Regions from separate parts of the Homo sapiens genome. Here region 2 is linked to region 1. A link is a contact called in ENCODE Hi-C data. All regions are on one chromosome and are shown on one strand. The core of a region is the stretch at or near the end of the contact, and the rest is flanking DNA. Distances in the headings are between cores, read along the strand shown. Region 1 holds the start of AOPEP-AS1 (AOPEP antisense RNA 1). Region 2 has its middle 27 kb from the start of HSD17B3-AS1.

The links. Hi-C counts contacts between places; a loop is a spot of excess contacts on that map. Pooled maps may share reads with other maps.
Region 2: a loop to region 1 is called in a map of posterior vena cava, with 10 times the contacts of the local background. The contact joins the enhancer-like site here to the promoter of AOPEP-AS1 in region 1. A Hi-C loop is called at or near these places in 1 of 168 maps with a recorded cell type or tissue (posterior vena cava), 1 of 37 single-sample maps with no recorded cell type and 1 of 50 pooled maps.

Annotation. Positions count from the first base shown.
Region 1 is chr9:94,941,623-94,949,325 of GRCh38, forward strand. AOPEP-AS1 (AOPEP antisense RNA 1) reads right to left here and starts at 3,932. Exons shown (of 2, transcript NR_147614.1): 1 at 3,818-3,932. All of the region lies in intron 7 of AOPEP (aminopeptidase O (putative)), which reads left to right.
Region 2 is chr9:96,215,602-96,223,304 of GRCh38, forward strand. No RefSeq gene overlaps it. Among named protein-coding and RNA genes, the nearest start is that of HSD17B3-AS1, 27 kb to the right of the region's middle. RefSeq lists an enhancer at 2,408-2,627 and a silencer at 2,638-2,847. Within about 2 kb of position 4,071, at least 17 of the 41 ENCODE cell types and tissues checked have a DNase peak (open chromatin) inside an H3K27ac peak, as active enhancers do.

The sequences.
Region 1 (7,703 bases), core at 2,682-5,181:
AGCTCTTTTAAACAGCAAAGATGACAGACATGTCCTGAATAATTGAACTCAAATAACCTTCCCTCTTTATTTTTCCAGACCATTTCCTGGTTAGTCAGCACTCAGGTCTTTCTAAGGGGGAGAGAATTCTCCATAGACCCCTAATTACATATTTACAGTACTTGGTGTTTCATTTTTGCAATAACATCTAGTAGGGTCCTTTTTCTTTATATAGAAAAACATGAAAAAGCAAGACATTTCATAATCACTGGTTAGTTAACTTTGGTTAATTTTTTTCAAAGCACATAGTAAGAAAATTCAAGCAGTTTAGAAAAGTATAAAATTCCATTTACTACCACTGTAGTCCCTTACCCAAAGATAATTACTGCTACTGTTTTCTTGTGAATCTTGGGAAAGTAAATTTTGTAAGTATACATGCATACTTCCATATTGCTGCTCCGTGTAGCACTGATTCATTATAATGCTATTTGACTATAAAATATTTCGTACAAAATTATTCATGTACATATGCCAGTCCATAATAATTCACTCTTATTTTGCCCATCCTAAGGATATCTTATGCACTCAGCCAGTAGGAAGAATCACTATGTACATTACATGTTCAGCTAATGAGCGTTAGTTTCCCATTCAGAAAAACTCTCATCCAGTGAGTGCTTTCTCATGTAACGCCAAATTCACTTTGTTCCACAGAGTATTTGCTTACTTCCTGTGCCCCTTTTTCCTACCATTTAGTTTGTGTTTTGGCCAACAGTTTTGATCTAGAATGGATGACAAAAACTATATGGGTATTCTGCTGGACCTGCCACAAAGACACGAAAGAAGAACATCCTGCTAGATGTTACAAATCTGCTTTACAGGAGTTCTTGCCCCTTTCAAGTCAATGGTTGAGGACAGAAGGAATAAGAAACAGGGACTGTACTATTCAACATTGTACTGGAGGTTATAGCCAGGGCAGTTAGGCAAAAAAGTGAACTACAAGGCATCCAGATTGGAAAGGAAGAAGTAAAACTGTCTCCATTTGTAGACATAATCTTATGTGGAGTAAATCCTAAGTAATCCTCCAAAAAAATAATTAGAGCTAATAAACAAGTTCAGTAAAGTTTCGAGATATAGGATCAACATACAAAAGTTAGCTGTATTTCCATACACTAGCTAAGAATAATCTGAAAGTTAAATTAGGAAAAATTCATTTACATCGCTTGAACCCGGGAGGCAGAGGTTGCAGTGAGTTGAGGTTGTGCCATTGCACTCCAGCCTAGGGGACACAGTGAGAGTCTGTCTCAAAAAAAAAAAAAAAAAAAAAAATCATTTACAGTAGCATCAAAGATAATAAGGTACTGATTCAAAACGGATCAAAAACCCAAATATAAAAGCTAAAATTATACAACAAACAGAAAAAATGTAGATGTAAATCTTCATGATCTTGCATTAGGCAATAGTTTCTTACATACTAGACACTGAAAGCATAAGCAACTGAAGGGAAAAAGAATCAGTAAATTGGACTGCATCAAAATTAAAAACTTTTGTGCGACAGAGGACTCCATCAAGAAAATAAAAAGACAACCTACAGAATGGGAGGTAATATTTGCAAATCATATATCTGTTAAGGGACTTGTATTCAGAATATATAAAGAACACTTACAACTCAACAATAAAGACAAATGACCCAATTAAAAAATGGTCAGTCTGGACCGGGCATGGTGGCTCACGCCTGTAATCCCAGCACTTTGGGAGGCTGAGGTGGGCAGATCACTTAAGGTCAGGAGTTCAAGACCAGCCTGGCCAACATGGTGAAACCCCGTCTCTACTGAAAACACAAAAATTATCCAGGTGTGGTGACATGCACCTGTAATCCCAGCTACTCAGGAGGCTGAGGCAGGAGAATTGCTTGAATCTGGGAGATGGAGGTTGCAGTGAGCTGAGATCGTGCCCCTGCACTCCAGCCTAGGCGACAGAGTGGGACTCCATCTCAAATAAAAAAAAAAAAGAAAAAAGAAAAAAAAAGGATCAATCTGGCTGGGCACAGTGGCTCATGCCTGTAATCCCAGCACTTTGGGACGCTGAGGCGGGCAGATCACTTGAGGTCAGCAATTCAAGACCAGCCTGGCCAACATGGTGAAACCCCATCTCTGCTAAACATACAAACAATTAGCAGGGTGTGGTGGCACGCACCTGTAATCCCAGCTACTCGGGAGGCTGAGGCAGGAGAATCACTTGAACCCGAGGGGCAGAGGTTGCAGTGAGCTGAGATTGTACCACTGCACTCCAGCCTGGGCAACAGAGTGAGACTCCATCTCAAAAAAAAAAAAAAAAAAAAAAAAAAAACAGGTCAATCTAAGTTGACATTTCTCCAAAGAAAATATGCAGATGGCCAATGAGCACATAAGATACTCAACATTATTGGCTATCAGGAAATACAAATCAAAACCACAGTGAGATACCACTTCATACCTACTAGGATGGCTACAATGAAAAAGACAGATAATAAAAATCAGTGAGGACTTGGAAAAATTGGAACCCTTGTTCACTGTTGGTAAAATGGTGCAGCTGCTGTGGAAAACAGCCTGGTGGTTCCTCAAAAGCTTAAGCATAGAGTGACCATATAACCCTGCAATTCCATTCCTAGCTAAATAACCAAAAGAAATGAAGAAATCATATGCAAATGTTCATAACAGTATTATTCATCATAGCCCAAAATGGAAACAACCCAAATGTCCATCAACAGATGAATGGATAATCAAAATGTGTTATATCCATACAGTGGAATATTAATCAGCCATAAAAAGGAACGGAGTACTGATACTTGCTGCAGCAAGGGTGAACCTTGAAAACATTATGCTCAGCGGAAAAAGCTGGACACAAAAGGCCACATACTGTATCATGTGATTTATGTGAACTGTCCACAATAGGCAAATCCATAGAGACAAAAAGTAGATTTTTTATTTTTATTTTTTTATTTTGAGACAGGGTCTTACTCTGTCCCCGAGGCTGGAGTGCCATGGCACGATCATGGCTCACTGCAGCCTTAACCTACCAGGCTCAAACAATCCTCCCACCTTGATCTCCCAAAGTAAGAAGTAGATTAATGGTCAGGGCCTGGGTGGAGGTGGGAAGGAGATTGGGGAGTGACTGCCAGTGTGTATTTGGTTTCTTTTTAGGGTGATTAACATGTTCTAAAGTTGATTACATTCTAAAGTTTATTGCACATCATCAACTTATGTGCAACTCATAAGGTTGCACAACCTTATGAGTACACTAAAAACCACTATATGTGAATTACATCTCAATTTTTTAAAAAAGAGAGAGATTGATGGAAATCATTTAATGTTCTCTACTGTCTCATAATACCCCTGTAGCCTGGTGGGGTTGATCAACAATCATCTGGAGGAGACATGGAAAAAGAAATTAGGGCAGGAGGCGACTGGTGACCTCCGAGGTTTGGATGAGACCCACGGGGCCATTTCCAGCGTTGGATGGATGGAAGACATCTCCATAGGGTCTGTGATATAACAACCCCGTGGAATGATAATTCACTCCCAAGAAAGCATCCCTCAAGCACAAGTGTATACACACAAGATTGTGTGTTTTATCCATGCCATGCTATACCTCCCATTGTCCTCTTAATAATAGAATCCTGGCTAGTGTTCTGTCATCAACACAGTGAATTATTTGTTTTTTTTTAACTGCTGTGAGTATTCCCAGATATGAATGTTCCGTTACTAACCATCAAACATTTGTTAACCATTGGGCGTCATCATGGTCATTTCTAGTTTTTTGCTTTCATAAACAATGCTATGGTGAATGGTCTCACACTTACTGTTAGATGCACTGCATGTGAAATAGAAGACCCAAAGAGCACACTGTTGCTGGCAAGGCTGAGAAGAGAGCTCCTCTGCTGAGGACTCGTCCTCTTGTGCATCCTGGTATGTACTGGGCTGAAAACCAGGCAAGCCCTCCACCCCTGCCGCTGCCGCCCCCATGCCTAGGGCCGTGCTGTCCTCCACTGAGGAGGGAAAAGTCCTTCTCCAGCTCCCACGGGCCATCTGCTCCTCGTTGAGTCATCAGATGAGGCGATCCTTCCCATTACCTCAGCACACAGCACTGCACATGCTGTTGGTGTTCAAAACGGGCTTCGAGCCTCCTCTTGTAAAATGAAGCCAATGTTTGTCTCATTTGCCTCTTTCCAGAAGAAGTCGTGATTTTTTTTTTAATGCAATACAGAAAAAGTTTTCCATTTTTATTCTTTCTACTTTTGCTTCCAGTAATTTTCAGGTTCTCTGTATTCCTGTGTTCTGAATGTGTATGGCACACCAGCAGCCTGAGTTATGGCTGAGTCACTATGATCACCTTAACCCTGATAGATGAACCCAGCTTATGAGGAGACCTGTCTCAGCACATTGCACAGCTCTACCCCGCCCCAAACAGAACACTGTGAAAAGTACAGTCAAGGCCTTGTACTGCCTGGATCCTATACTCAAAAAGTTAATTCTATCTCGCAATATATATTTAATACAATTCAGTTAAGCTTCCTCTAAATAATTCATTTAGTTTAGTTTTTTTGAAATGAAAACCACACTTGATGCTGATTTAGCAAGGCCAAAGCTATGTAGCAAACCTCTTGACTCTACTGAATGGATGAATAATGTTTTCCTTCACATGCTTTAGCTTAAATATATTCCGGGCTGTACAGTCTCTTAAAATTGTAGATATTAGAGTCAGAAAGGACCTTAAAAGTGATTTTGCCTAACCTTCCCTGTGCCTGACAGATGGCCACTCAGCTTCTACCTGAGCAGTTCCAGGATCCAGGTCTCATTGCACTAGCAAACAGCAGATTTCCTGTGCTCAGCTTCTACCTGAGCAGTTCCAGGATCCAGGTCTCATTGCACTAACAAACAGCAGATTTCCTGTAGGAAGAGCCTGATCCTTAGAATGGCCCTTCTCAGATTTGGCTGGAATCTGCCTCCTGTAACATCTGCGCAGTCCTCTTAGCTCTTATCTCCAGAATTGCACAGAATGCGCCTTGCTCCCACCAAAACAATCTACGTATCTGAAGGCTCTTCTTTCTTTTCCTGACCAATAGGTCACTTTTTTGGGTGAATTTAGCATATATACCGCATGCCTGGGAGAACGTTCGCTTTCTTGGGCTTGGTCCTTGGTTGTTCTCTTTGTTGACAGTGGTCTTCTCCAAATGTGACAACTGAACTGAACACAGCCTGCTTTGAGGCGCCACCCATGAAGCATGGAGTGGAACTGTTATTGCACCCCTGGATCTGGATCATCCAGAAAGGAAGGACAAGTGTTCATCCAGTGGGATTCACTCAGATATATATATATACCATGTTTCTTTTTTGTTATTCTTTTTTTTTTTTTTCGAGATAGAGTCTCGCTCTGTCGCCCAGGCTGGAGTGCAGTGGCGCGATCTCGGCTCACTGCAAGCTCCGCCTCCTGGGTTCACGCCATTCTCCTGCCTCAGCCTCCCGAGTAGCTGGGACTACAGGCGCCTGCCACCACGCCCGGCTAATTTTTTTTTTTGTATTTTTATTAGAGACGGGGTTTCACTGTGTTAGCCAGGATGGTCTCAATCACCTGACCTCGTGATCCACCCGCCTCGGCCTCCCAAAGTGCTGGGATTACAGGCGTGATCCACCGCACCCGGCCTTTTGTTATTCTTTTAAGAGATGGGTCTTTCTCTGTCGCCCAGGCTAGAATGCAGTGGCGCAATCAAAGTTCACTGCAGCCTTGAACTCCTGGGCTCAGTGATCCACCCACCTCAGCCTCCTGAGTAGCTGGGACTACAGGCGAGCACTACCACATCTCGCTTTGTTGCCCAGGCTGGTCTCGAGCTCCTGGCCTCAAGGGATCCTCTGCCTTGGCCTCCTGAAATGCTGAGATTACAGGCTTGGGCCCCTGCACCCAGCCCCATATTTCATTTTTACATTCAGTATAATACACCTTGTCATGGCAGTTCTACCATTCCAAGTCCCATGCATTTTTCCTCCTTAATAACATTCTTTGAGTGCTTTTAATATGCCAAACACTGTCCTAAGCATTCTATATACATTATCTCATTTGATCCCAAAATGGCCTTGTGAGAGAAGTGCTGGTACCATAGTACCATTTTCCTCCCCATTTGATAGAGGAGGAAGCAGGTGCATGGAGATATTAAGCAGTCAGCCTTATCTGCACAGCGAGTAAGCAGCAGCACTGGGGTGAAAGCAGAGGCGCATCTGACCCCAGAGCCCAGCTCCTAACTGCTCCTCTCCACATCACCTCCCCCAGTGGGATTCCCATTACATTTGCATTCCTCCTGTTGATCCAGCCCACCCTTGTGCTTACTATGTTGGAAGCCACAGCAGTCACCTCCTGCTACATGTTGAGTTTACAGAAAATTAAATATACTAAATATTTTTCATAGGCAAACAGTTAATTTTTTAAAAACTCTTTCTCTCTATTAGATATTTTCTTCTTATTCATTGGACCCTCAGTTCAGCCTGCGGTTGCTGTTCTTGACTGTGGATGCTGTCAGTCAACCAGGTAGACTCCCAACTATAGCTCATAGGCAAATCTGTTAAGCCAGTAAATCACCATTCCTTAGGCACAGACCTAAGGATCTCCATCCAGGTTATAGCAAATAATTAATCAACACCCTTGGGGCTCTGTTTTTTAGCCTTGTATAAAGCCGTGAAACAACTACCATATGCTCACCGTTGCATGCTCTCCACCACATCCATTCTACTAGCTGCCTTGCAGAAGTCAAGATGCCCCACTGAATTTCTGGAATTGGCCCTCAGGATCCCATTCTAACTCTTGTAGTTCATCATTTTCTCTTTTAAGTGCTCACAAACTGTTCAATAACGTCATCACAAATTTTGCCCCGCCCCCCATCTCTTATCTTTGCAAATCGGAATAGCTGTCTACCTCCTTCAGCTTCTTTCTCATTGTCTGTGTGAATTGATCCTCCCCGCAGAGATCTGTGATCACATATCACAGGTGGAAGCTTTCAGAGCTATAGCCTGTCCCTCACCTGGACTTGGAATGGGAACTCCTTTAAAGGGTGAAGGAGCCCTGTCTACCAGTACCAAGCAGCAGTTCCCACATAGCAGGGCTTATTCTACCATGAGTAGCTTGAAAATCATTCTCCTTGGCAGGAAAGTTGAATCAAAATGGGAGTTGAGTCATTCTGTTCTTTCTGCCACCTCTTGGCACCTGGTCTTCCTTATGCTCCCAACTTCACCTCCAAAGCCCTTTTTGTTGTCCTGGGCCTTCTCCACTAGCCCATCCTGAAGTTTTGCCTTCTTGGCAGTCATTTTACAGCCTCCCAGCTCTCTTTATGTAGCGTGGGTTTTTCCTTTCTCCAGCATCCCGTTCAACTATTGTCTGTGTTCTCTGAAAACCACCCTTAGCAGAAACTGCCTGTGCAGTCACATGGGTGTCTTGGCTCTCCGTTTTTCTCTGTCTCTTTTGAGAATGTGTCTAGATCATCGCTTGCTGTGTTGAATGGGACAATATAGCACTCAGACCATTGCATTGATTGGTTTCTTATTTTTTCTCCATGTGGTGTTTTGCTTCTCAGAGGAATTTCTGATACATGGGCAATCAAGACCTGAGGACATTTTGGTTTTGTGTTGATACTCATTGCTTTTCTGAGTTTCATCTTTCATTTTCCCACCCTGATTATTAAAATGTGTGGAGTTTGTTTGCAT
Region 2 (7,703 bases), core at 2,821-5,320, 1.3 Mb after region 1:
ATCCACAGGAAAGCATTTCCTGCTCATCTGGCCAGTTTGGCTAATGGTGATTAAAAACCATTTTCATCTGCTTCACCTGCTGTTATCACCTGCTTCAAGATCTTGAGACTCTTGTAAATAACCATTTTCGACTTCAGTAACCATCTCCATGACCCCATGAGATCCAGCTCATAAGTCCTCCATTGCTTTCACTCGTACAGCACTTGGGTCACCAGCACTTGAGTTAGGGTCCATGGACTATGTTCAGTGTCCCACCTGTACCCCAGAACTCTGGGTTCCCTCGGCCATTTCTGCACCTCTGGCCTGAGAGCTTTCCCCCAGAACCTCAGAGGTCACTCTCACCATATGCCTGCAGGTGGCAGGAAGGCCTGAGGAACTGACACACACTGAGCACCTCCACTAGCAGCCCTGAATCAACTACTCTTAAGACTTGGTGTATACATACCCCAGCTCCCTTGCCTCTTGGGTTAGATAATTCTGAGAGGCGAGTTTCCCTGAGTTCCCATGGGATGGGGCTCCTTAGCACTTACCTTCCCTCCTTCCTCTCAGGCTTGTCCAGGAGGATGGGCAGGAGGCACTGAGCTCCCTGGTGGCCTTTGTGAGCACAAGGTCAACCCCAGACCCTTCCTTAGTTCCCAAGTGACTAGAGCCCGGACCTTCTGGGTGGCTGCCTTAATTTTCCCCTTGTCCTCCTGGAAGGAGGCCCCAGGATGTTGAATTCTGGAGGAGCTAAAAGGCTCCACTTAAAACTTCTCCCTCCTCCCTGGGCTAGACCTAAAAATTCTATTAGAATCACACCTCTGTTTCAGACAGAATCTCCACAGCACCCCCAGAGGAATGGGACAGGGGATGGGAGAGGTCGCGTGAGGCTTATCAGCCACAGGAACACGTCCTTCCAGCAGGGTTAGAGGATCCCAAAGAGAGCAGAGACTCCAGGGAAAAGAAGAAGAGCACGGAGTCAGCATGGAGACAGTGCTTATCTGCAGGCGGGGAGCCAGGAGGGATTCTTTGCCCTTCTTGACTATACTTTTCAAATTCTCTAAAATGTTTCAGAAATAAGATAATCACAAAGTCTGCAAGTATCCCCCCACAAGGTATAATCACTTTACAGTGGAGAACACAGCAGACATCACCTAACCAAGTGATAAAGGTGACATCTCCAGGAACGGCTGCTCCCTGGCAGAGGCAGGGGTGGGGGGTGCACCAGGAAGAACCCAGCACCGCCCCTGGGATTCCGAACAGTCTGATCCTGAGGGAACGTCAGACAAGCCCAAGTTCAGGGACTTCCTACAAGATAACTGGTCCATATGCTCAAAAATTGTCCAAGTCATGAAAAAATGAAGAAAATCTGAGAAAGTGTTCCAGATTAGAGGAGACTAAAGAGACGCAATAACTAACCCAAGGTGTGATTCAGCAAAGGCCCATTCATGGGCCTCGGGGAAATATGATGAGGGTCTGTGGAGGATAACACAACTATATCAATGTTAATTTCCTGATTCAGTCACAAGCCTGTGGTTATTTTGAGGGGAAATATAAACCAAGGCATTTATAGGGCATCAATGTGGGTGAAGGGTGCATGTGAACTCTTTGCATAATTTTTAAACTGCTTTTAGAAGCTTCAAATTATTTCAAAATAAAAAGTTAGAAAAGAAAAATGGCCATTAACTTTATAATCAGAAAAAAAAATGTTTTAGGACAAAAATATGTCTCTGGTCATAGCCTGTGCTGTGAATCCATGGAGTAGATTCTTGCTGTCAGCAAAGTTCCCAACAGCTGGAGAAGAACAAGGAACAAAAGCCGAGCTGCCCTCCTGAGCTCCCAGGGTCCCAGACACAAAGCTGGCCTCTCAGGCTTTACTGAAAGATAAGTGCTGATAAGGCCTGCGGGTCATCTTCGTCTACGCGGGCCCCCCAGCTCGCTGAGAGGGGCCCGCCCTTCCAGAGCTCAGCCAGACATAAGCCAGAGCAGAGCGTGTTTCTTTTCAGCTGAAAGCTGCAGCTGGTGCATCCACCCTGGGTATGAGCAGACTCGCAGCAGGGTGCCCACCAGAGTGGGGACCTGCAGATGCCCCTGCCCAGAGACGCCGGGAGGCCACAGCCCAGGTCTTCCGGATGGAGACAGAACTTCAGCATTCCGTTTGGATCAGTCCAGAAGAAAAAAAAAAAAAAAAAAAAAAAACAAGCAAAATCTCACTATCACTGCTACTAAAACAAGATAAGCTACAAAAACAACTAATGCAACTACTGGCTTACACCCAAGTCTCACCAAGTTCCCCATAATAACCAAATTCCCCGTAAGAACGGCCACAAGGGTGACCACACTGACTAGTTGTCCTAGCCTGGTTGACCACACTGACTAGTTGTCCCAGCGAAGTGTTGCTGGAAACATTGTCAAGGTAAGGTTTGTGCCTGGTCCCTCTTGAGGCCAGGGCTGGAGGTGGGCCCCTCCGTGCGAGCTGGCCGACTGGCAGACCTGGTTGCATCTGGGCAAAAAAAGGCCATCATCGCCATAGATGCTGGAAGCTGCTCTCTCGCCCACTTTAACTGTGGGGGCCTCGGCCCCCCGTTTTTTAACTACTGGAAGACGTAGCCCTGAGTCCAACCTCTTCCACGCCTGGCGACGCTGCTAAGAACGCGGAGCAGGGCTGGAGGGCTCAGCGCCGGCGGGCTCAGCGCCGGTGGGGGCAGGGCGCGGGTCCGGGAGCGGGCGCGGAGGCACGGAGCCACACTGCCCCCTGGCGGCCATCCCCTGCCCCGCCGGCACCGCCTCCGTGAGGCGGAAGGTTGAATGTCACCACTGCGTTGCTGAATTCCGGCTCAAGATTATTAGTGCGGGGGCATCGGGTCCATCCAGGGGAGGAGAACGTTCCTAATGCGGAGTCACAAGCCCTACCTTTAAGGTCTGGCTCTGGAACTCTGGGCAAGTTGCTTAAATTCTCTGTTCTCAGCTGCGAAAGGAGGAAAATAATTAAAGCCTGTGTTGTAAAGACCTCACTAGGCAATGTGTGCTCTACAGGCTTTCCCTGCCCCTGACGCAAAGACACACGCACAGAAAGCAAGATCATGAGGGATAGATTTTTTTTTTTTTTTTTGACAGAGTCTCGCTCTGTCGCCAGGCTGGAGTGCAGTGGCTCGATCTTGGCTCACTGCAACCTCCACCTCCTGGGTTCAAGCGGGTCTCCTGCCTCAGCCTCCCGAGTAGCTGGGACTACAGGCGCTCACCACCACGCCTGGCTAATTTTTGTATTTTTAATAGAGATGAGGTTTCACCATGTTGGCCGGGCTGGTCTCGATTTCTTGACCTCGTGATCCTCCCGCTTCGGCCTCCCAAAGTGGTTGGATAGGCTTCAGCCACCACGCCCGACCGAGGGTTAGATTTTAACCCAAACACTGTCCCTTCTAATGTTCTCCGCTGCCGCCCAGTGCAGCTCCCAACGCTGACCCGGGTTTCTGGGGTGGAAGCAGCAGAGGCGCCCCCACCCCCACTCCCGCGCTCCACCGAGCCGGAGGGCAGCCCAGGGGCAGCAGCCCCACAGTGGGGCCTGAACAGCGTCCGCGGACCCGACCCGCGCTGCGGCCGCGCTGCCCCGCTCCTCTGGGCGCCTCCCCGAGGGCCTCGCTCGTCTGACCCGCAGTACTCTCCGCCCTGCTCCTCGTGCCTTTGGTGGGCGCGTGGCTTCCGGCCTGCGGAGGCTGTGCCTCCTCGCCAAGGAGCCGTTCACAGCCGCGCGTTCGAAAACCCAGCCGCCGGCCGCGCGTCCTGGAGAAGGGGCACGGTCAACTCGCACGCCCTAAGGGCCGGGCCACCGGGGTCACTGCCCGGCCTGCGGGGGCCGTGCCTGGGGCGTAGGAGCAGCGCTCCTCCGCAGGCGCTATGCATGCCTGCGCCCTCCTGCAGGATGGGCCACGAGCCCAACTGCCAGGCGATCGGCCGAGACCCAGAAGGGTGAGAGGGGGAAGCCGCACCCTCTTCGTGGGTGCGATGCTGTGAACGTCTTCCTTCAAGGAAAGAGCTGCTTCTGGATTTTCCTTGAACTCCAGGAGGTGCTAAGAAAGCTTCGTGACTGTGGCAGATGCGGCTCAGCGGCCCCTCCCAACCCGCCCGCGCCAGTTGGGAAAGTGACTCCCCCGCTCCCCGCCAGTTGGGAAAGTGACTCCTTCCTGTGGGCAGAAGGCAGCGGACCTGGAGGGAGCCCTCGGGCTCTGAGAGTCACGCGGGGGGCGGCCTGCTCTCCCGCGCCCCCTAGCGGAGCATCGGCTCACACGCACCTGAGAGGTCGGAAGAGGCGGGCGCTTCTCTGCCTCCCCCACCCAGGCCCCTTGCAGTTTGTATGCCCTCACCCTGGATAAAAGATTTTGGTTCAACTAGAACTATCTTTTCTAGATCTCATTCCTTTATAACTTTTTTGCTCACAGGAAAAAAACAGGATTATAAAGCCTCTGGAATACGGTCACAGTCGCCAGACTGGGCCCTAGGAGGGCTGAGTTCCTCATTCATTGTTGGTAGAAATATAAAATGGTATGACCCCCTTCCTTTGGAAAATAGTTTGGAGTTTCATAAAATTTTAAACATACACCTGTCATCTGACCCAGCCATTCTACTCCTAGGTATTTACTCAAGAAAAACAAAAACATCTGTCTATACAAAGATTTGAACCTGACTGCTCATAATTGCTTTGTTTGTAATAGCACCCGAGTGGAAGCGACCCAAATGTCCACCAACAGCTGAATGAATAAATAATTTGTAGTACAGACACTCCAAGAAATATTACTCAGGAGTAAAAAGGAATGCACTGGCCGGGCATGATGAGATTACACGCCTGTAATTTCAGCACTTTGGGAGGCCGAGGTGGGCAGATCATCTGAGCCCAGGAGCTGGAGACCAGCCTGAGCAGCATGAAGAAATCCCATCTCTACAAAAAAAAAAAAAAGAAAAGCCAGGTGTGGTGACGCAGGCCTGTAATCCCAGCTACTCGGGAGGCTGAGGCAGGAGGATCACTTGAGCCCAGGAGGTCGAGGCTGGAGTGATGCAATCTCAGCTCACCCAGCCTGGGCAACAAGAGTGAGACCCTGTCTCAGGAGAAAAAAAAAAAGGGCTGGGCGCAGTGGCTCACGCCTGTAATCCCAGCACTTTGAGAGGCTGAGGCAGGCGGATCACCTGAGGCCAGGAGTTTGAGACCAGCCTGGCCAACATGGTGAAACCCCGTCTCTACTAAAAATACAAAAATACAAAAATCAGCTGGGTGTGGTAGCCCATGCCTGTAATCCCAGCTTCTAGGAGGGGCTGAGGCAGGAGAATTGCTGGAACCTGGGAGGCAGAGGTTGCAGTTAGCTGAGACTGCGCCACTGCACTCCAGGCTGGGCCACAGAGCAAGACTCCAAACCGCCCCCCTAACACACACACACACACACACACACACACACACACACACACAAAGAAAAAGAAAAAGAAAGGAATGTTGTGCACACAACAACATGGGTGACTCTTTTTTTTTTCTTTTTTTTTTGAGACGAAGTCTCGCTCTTGTCCCCCAGGCTGGAGTGCAATGGAGCGATCTCGGCTCACTGCAAACTCCGCCTCCCAGATTCAAGCGATTCTCCTGCCTTGGTCACCCCGAGTACCTGGGATTACAGGTGCCCGCCACCATGCCCGGCTAATTTTTGTATTTTTAGTAGAGACAGGGTTTCACCATGTTGGCCAGGCTGGTCTAGAACTCCTGACCTCAGGTGATCCACCCGCCTCAGCCTCCCAAAGTGCTGGGATTACAGGCGTGAATCACCGTGCCCGGCCAACAACATGGGTGATTCTCAAAACAATTACGTTCAGTGCAAGAAGCCAGACTAAGAAGAATGCCTACTGTGTGATTCCATCCTATAAGCTTCTAGGAAATGCAAATGAATCTATAGTGTCAGAGCAAATCAGTCATCACCAGAGTTTGGGATGGGGCAGGAAGGACATATTTCGAAAGGCACAAGGATGTTGGGGAGGGTGAGGGGTGATCAATATTGTAGTCATTGTGATTGATTGTGATAGTTTCAAAACATATCAAGTTAGGCAATTTTAATATGTATTTATTGTATGTAATATGTCAGTGTCACCTCAATAAAACCATTTTTACCCAAAAAACAACAAACATCAGGTCTCTGGGCTTAGCACCCCTTGGAGAAAGAGGCTACAGGTGGTCAGGAGTAGAGCCTGCAAATCTTTATTTTTCAACTTGTCCCAGTGATTCTAGAGCATAGTCTTGTTTGAAAATCAATGGTTTAAGCAGACCAAAGCAGAGAGGTGGGCAGCCAAAAGTCCACAAACAGCACTGTCCTCCACACCCAGGCATCCTCAAAAATGTTTAGGGACAATCAATTGCTCTACACCCCAACAATCAACACCAAGCAACGGAAACACCAGGGGACACTTGCGGAAAGTCAGACCATCAAAAATCCCATCTTCCCATACCCTCAGCCACCCCAGGAAACACACCATCTAAATAAAATGGCACATCTAGCCCCTCCCGCCAGAAGACTATCCCTAAAACATTCTTAAATAGAAATTCTAAGCCATAAATTTATTTCCCCTTTTTAGGAATCAACTCATGCCTTGGTCAGTGACTAACACACCTACTACTACTCATGACACATTGGTTAGTGCCCCTAATCTTCCTCATCTCCCTAATTTTGGGACCCCAGCCGAAATGGTTTAGTCTTGCTGGAAATGTTCCCACTGGCCACTAGGGGAAGTAGTGCCTGGATTATACACATCCCCTGAGCCTCCAATCCCCAGCTCCTGAAAACTGCCACACATGCAAATTTCTCTTTTTGGGGGTAGTCAGTAAGGCATCTTCAGATTCAAGACCCACGTTGTAATGATTCTGGACTTGGTTTTAACTCAGGGTAAAATTCCAGCAGTCTTTTAACTTATCTGAGCCTCAGTTTTCTCATCTGTAAACTTAGCACAATGAGCCCTTTGGGGCTAGCCTCCCTACAGCACCGACACCCTTAGTGTAGCATCTCCCTCTCCCTTGGCTATTCCTGCATCCACAGCCAGCAGCAAATGTGGACATATGGGATTGAGAGTAGGCAAGGAAGTCCCTGGAAGACAGCAACCATTGAACTGGGTCATGAGTGTAAATGGCAAGCCTGTTCTTCCCTAGTTCTGCCAGGAGGATGGAGTGTCAGCAGAAGTCTATGGAGGTTCCTCCCAATTGACCACACTGGGAAATTCTCCCAACAATGACTCTTCAAAGCCATCCTGGTAAATTCTTCCTCTTGAGTGGTTCCCAAACAGTTGCCTCATTTTCTCCAGAACTTTACAAGTTCAACGTCCATGGTTTGGATCATGGTTTGGGCTCAAATTCATGTTTGTCCCTATACATTTATATATTTTTTAAGGAATAAGAAAAGTTCGATTATGCATTGCTTATCCAAACAGGTTTGCAGCTTCAAGAGTTTTAAAACTAGTGCTTGGATTCAGGGCTAATTTTCCCTGGTAATTGAGGGCAGTTTTGTTGCTAAAAGGCTGAGTTGCTTCAAAGTTCCTTTTATTTCCCTTAATCCCAAAGCCTGTGTGAGACAGTCATTGATGAACATTGCAAACATCCTCATTCTCCTTAACTACATAATTCTCTACGCCTAACTAAAATAGAATAAACTAGAATGGAAAGAAAGAACCCTTCAACATAAAAAACTTCTAAGCCAATAGTCCATGTT